Regions from separate parts of the Mus musculus genome. Here region 1 is linked to region 2. The links are chromatin loops, found by intact Hi-C in ENCODE. Cell type or tissue: heart. All regions are shown on one strand.

Region 1 (2,500 bases), 96 kb after region 2:
TCTGTGTGTGTGTGTGTGTGTGTGTGTAAGTGTGTGCCCGTGGAGGTGGAAGGGGGGTTGGTGTCACATTAAACATGTGCTCTCCCACTGAGCTCTCCCTAGCTACAGAGACAATTTCTCAGGGAAAACAAGATGTTATGTTACGTTGTGTTAGACTCTTCTCCCAATGTTCTCTGCCAGACTTTTGTCAAAACAAGTTGTCCTGGGACCAGCTGCCATCCTTGGCAGGCATGCAGCACCAATCAGAGTAGCCCATGAGGGAGGAATGAGGTGGGGCCCTTGGGACCTTCAGAAGGACCTGCCCGGGGGGAAATCTCATGGACCACAGTTAGCTAGCCAAGCCCCCAGCTCTTGATTTGTTGCATGAGACAAGCACATTAAATGTCATTAAAACGGTCCAATGTTCCTGTAGATTTTCCCTTTGAAAGAGCACAGATGTGTGTAAATGTGTGTTTAGCCACATCTGAACTTCGTAAGTTTGCAGCAGACATGTTTGAGAGTGGTGTGTTATTTCTGTTGACAACAAATCTTACTCCCAGCCCTGGGTGAAGTGAGCTGAGTTTGTATGTGGTATTTCTCTGGGGGTGTGGGCAGGGGTGGGGGTGGGGCTCTACAGAAGTTTTCAGAATAGACTTCCACAGGGGCAACAAGCGAGTTCTCAACTTATGTACAAGTGCTAAGACAATCTGTAGCTCAGGTCTCAATGGGCACAAAACTGAGACAGAAAACAGTTGCCATCAACTCCATTCAAAGCCACACTTTCCAGTTTAGGTAAGAATTCCTATCAAGATCCAATTAAATGGTAGATCTCATTTAAGCACTAGGCACATATTGTCTGCTTTATGGTGTAAATTGCATTTGGTACAAACCAAATGTGCAAACAGATGGGCTTAATAAGGGAGAAGGAGCAAGCTGTGGTGCTGAGGCAGGGCTAGCTTCTGAGGTGCCTCTGATGTCAGCACTACTACATTTAGAAGCCCATCACAGTATGTGTGGGTTTGAATTTTGGAAGAACATAAAGGGATTTTCCCCATCTCTTCTGTAAATATCTACTGGGCAAGAACTCTGGTAGAAAATGCCTGAAATAAGACTTATGTAAGGGGCAGCCTTTTACAAAGGTCACACGAAGTTCACAAAGAACAATCCTTATCTACATTAGCCGCCCCGTCACCACGGATCCTCCTCCGCCTCTCCAGCTCTCCCACTTTTGGACAGGGCAGATTTCTTTCTTTCTCCTTTTCTAAACAGAGCTACTAAATGCGGCGGGATGACAGGCAAAGCTTGGCAAGCAGGGTCCGGCATCACCAGACTGGCCCTTCTTGTGCTGTATTTTTAAAGTCAGCCTCTTGTTCTGCATAGTTCCACTCAGACCTGGAGGGTGAGCCACCCCTCCAGCCAGGCATGCAGCATGAGCTCTGATTTGGACAGCTCCGACATCCTGTTGCAGGAAGAGAGAGACCTGGAATGGCTGGAGATGGGGCGGCAAGCAGAGCGTCCCACCCTCCCCATGTTTCTAACTTGGGCCAGGCATTTAGCCGCGCAGAGATAACCCACCCTCCCTTCCTCACATCCTCTTAGCAACTGTGCTGGATTGGTTAGGAAGAGCCCTCCACCCCTTTCCCCTGGTGTCTTTGTGTGGCAACTTGCTTCCACTGGCTCTCTGCCTCCTCCCTGGCAGGAGTGTGCCCTTTGGCTGCCTTCCCAGCCTCTCTGCAGGCACATTCCCAGCGGTGCTGGGCGAGCGAGCAGGCAGGCGAGCAAGTGAGAGCATTTGGCTGAGTGAGCTCCTTGTTCAGCCTTGCCCTCGTTCTGCACCCCTGACCGGGCAGGCTCAGTGGGCCGAAGCTTGCTCATTCTTTCCAGCTCCCACTGTTTTTGTCCTTGTGGAACGGGCTCTTCCCCCACTCAGCTCAGAGCCCAAATGCCTTTATGTCTGTGCCTTAAAAAAGAACCCATCGCAGTAAAAGTCTAACTGTTGCCCTGGTGTTTTTGAGGGGGAGCCACATTCAGAGGTGTGGAGTGTGGGTACTCAGTGAATAATTGCTGATAGGGTGGCTGGGTTGGCAGTTGGATGGGTGGGTAGGTGGTCATCTCTGCCTTCAGAATGGTCTGCTTAGGTCTGCAGTTTTGAGTCTGTGGTCTCTCAGATTGGTCTGATTATATATATATATATATATATATATATATATATATATGAATGAATGAATATGTATTCTCTCAGGCTAACCGTCAACCCGCCGCCAGTGCTGATAGGATAGGTAAATCAGTATTTTCTCAGAAGTCTGCAGCCTGCCTTTGGTGACTTTTATTCTTTAGCCACCTGTAAACTCAAATGTTTAGGTTTTATTTAAGGGTGGAAAGTCGGATAAAGCAAACTGGAAATCCTAACTCAACTCTAAGATGCAGGCAGTTTTAGCCAGTTTAAAACAGGGTGTCTTGATTAATTTTCTGGTTAAGGGCATGGGGAGTGTTAAATTTTCAACCCCCTTTAACTTAATTC
Region 2 (2,500 bases):
AGAGCATCCTTCTTTTAGGTTGTTGATGCCTATAAATGTATCTCCCTCGGGCTGATACCACCTGATACCACCGTGTGGTTGCTGCCGCTGCCAGATCAGCGCCCCCCCCCCCCCCCCGATTTCAGCAGTGGGGCAGGTTTGAAATAGCATCTTTAATAAAAGGGCAATGGGCCTTACCGCTGTTTCCTTTTGTAGATTTTAGTTATTATTGGGGCTTTCCTGGGGTTCTGGCTCTGAACGATCCTGTCAGGCATTGGCTCAGTGTTTCTCTGCTATTCAGAGATGGCACCAGGCCCATGGGGTTGAGAGTGTAATACAGATGTGTGCGTTATCAGGAATGTTCCAAAAAGCACCTCGTGGTTTTCTCTGGGGTTCATTTTTGTTTGTTTGTTTGTTTTTGTTTTCTTTTTTTGTTGTTTTTTCTTTGGGGGTTTGGGGGGGCTGTTTTGTTTTGCAGAATTAACCCTTTCAGGGGGGTTATTGTCCTCAGTTGTCTTAGTTATGTGACAGGAAGGCCTTAGGGTGGGGATCTCTTCCTTCATCTGGAAACTTAATTTCAAATCTTACGCTTACTGCATAATGAAAAATGCCCAGGAATTGTGTGAAAGTAAGGATGAGCTGTTGCCCTGACATCTGAAAATTTTGAAACAGGTGACTATTACAGAAGCCTATTAGCTTTTCGGGACTCCCTTCCCCACAAGTTTTAAGTCAATGATCCCTCTTTCTTCCTATATTTTCTCTGCTGCATATATGATCAGTGACCTTAAAAAGCAGTCATTCAAAAACTATGTTTGGCAAACACAGCTTAATTTTCAAGTCTGGTGCAGAGTTTCTCACAGAGAGCTGGGGCCCTGAAGACAGAACGCGCTCTTTTGAGCTGCATTTTGAAAAGGGAAGGGAACTGTAACTCATTCCTTGTGGTAGAGGACAAGCAATGACTCTCGGCAATGGTCTGGGGCTCCGACCTGCCACTGCCACCGTAAAGACCCGGCTCGTGGGGCTCCGACCTGCCACCGTAATGATCTACCTCCGTGGGGCTCCGAACCGCCACCGCCACCTGGCTCCATGCCCTTTCCCTCCTAGCCTCCGAGCAGCTTCTCTGGCTGCCACGTGACCCCAAGAGGCCATTTCATGTGTTCCCACTGGGTACCACCTCTGCTGTGCCCTCTGGTGGCCTTGGCTCACCACTGCTGCTGCCTCAGCAAAGTTTGACCTTGGCGCTATCAAGAGCCATCTCTCCTCTCTACTCCAGCCGCTCATGGGAGTCCGGGTGCCTGCTGACGCTGCTCCAGCCGAGAGGGAGTGATTTGTCTCCTCAGCTGGCCACAGCAGTCCACCCTGCTCCACTCTCCAGTAGCTTACACACTGAGACCCTGAAAACCACGCTGGTTCCCCAGGCCCTGCATCATTTAGGTGACCACAGTATACCACTGCCTCAAAAAATATTTCTCCTCTTTTCAACAGTCCAGACGAGATAGACCAAGCCAAAGAATGAAGCTTAGTTATTACACCACATGTAAGAGGAAACTCAAAATAGATCAATAGCTTATGTCAAGAGCTAAACCAATAAAACTTTTAGAAGAACACAGGAGGAAAGCATCATGACCTTAATGAAATGGGGTCTTGGGTCTGGGATCAAACGCAGAAGCAATACACAGGGGCTGGGGTAAATTAGACCCTAACAAATCTAAGAACCTGTAACATTGAAGGATTTTATCAAGAAAGTGAAAATAACCACTAGGGAATGAGCAGGGTGGCAACTCAGACAACAGTCTGAGCAAATCCCAGCACTTGGGAGGCAGAGGCAGGTGGATCTCCAAGTTTGAGGCCAGCCTGCTCTACAGAGTGAGTTCGAGGCCAGCCAGAGCTGCCCAGAGAAACCCTGTCTCAAAAACAAACAACCTCTGCCCCTACCTCCCAAAACCCAATAGAATGGGAGACTCTGCCAATTCCACACGGGATGTTGTGTGAATATTCCTCAGGAGGTGTGACCAAATGTCTGTTCACTACAGTTGGGGCACCAAGGAGAAGTAAGGAAACCACTCCCCCAAAGTCTTACTTGCTGAACAAATGAGTTTATTACGGTTATTGGCAGAAGCATGGGTGACCAGTTCCATCACCCAAAGTCTCCTACCCCAGCTAGCAGTGCATGTAAGCCACATCCAAGAGCCTGTAGCCCAGTTTGTAGGCAGCAACACCAAAAAGGCTCCGCTCCAGGGCAATTGCTGTGGGAGGGATTGTGTGTGAGGCTAGTAGCTTTCTGAGCTTCCTGTAATGTTCCTGAGCTTTCTAAGCCTTCGAGTTTTCCCCTTCCTCTCCCCAGAACAGAATGCTTCAGTTTGGAGAAGATAGCTGCACAATCTGTAGGAAGGGTCTAACGTCCAAAATAATAGTCTTCATTTCTCAATAATGAAAAAGCAAACAAACAACCTTTAAACTATCAAAGCACTTGGGTTAGCATTTCTCCAAGATACACACACACACACACACACACACACAC

What was found. A loop is a pair of places that touch in the nucleus more often than their neighbours do. Peaks named below come from ENCODE experiments on the same cell type or tissue, not always from the same donor. Only the 100,000 strongest peaks of a DNase experiment are listed, where the experiment ranks them.
Region 1: it touches region 2 in a loop (1.9-fold over the local background); 4 of 42 quality-filtered maps call a loop at or near these places.

Annotation. Positions count from the first base shown.
Region 1 is chr10:41,934,024-41,936,523 of GRCm38, reverse strand. The region is part of intron 12 of Armc2 (armadillo repeat containing 2); the gene reads left to right. Among named protein-coding and RNA genes, the nearest start is that of Gm33058, 24 kb to the left of the region's middle. In heart, a CTCF peak has its summit at 1,391; DNase peaks (open chromatin) are centred at 253 and 1,563; H3K4me3 peaks cover 1,150 bases; H3K27ac peaks cover 2,062 bases.
Region 2 is chr10:42,029,884-42,032,383 of GRCm38, reverse strand. No RefSeq gene overlaps it. Among named protein-coding and RNA genes, the nearest start is that of Gm51798, 12 kb to the left of the region's middle. In heart, a CTCF peak has its summit at 1,171 (motif pointing left); a DNase peak (open chromatin) is centred at 1,193; H3K4me3 peaks cover 647 bases; H3K27ac peaks cover 757 bases; H3K27me3 peaks cover 784 bases.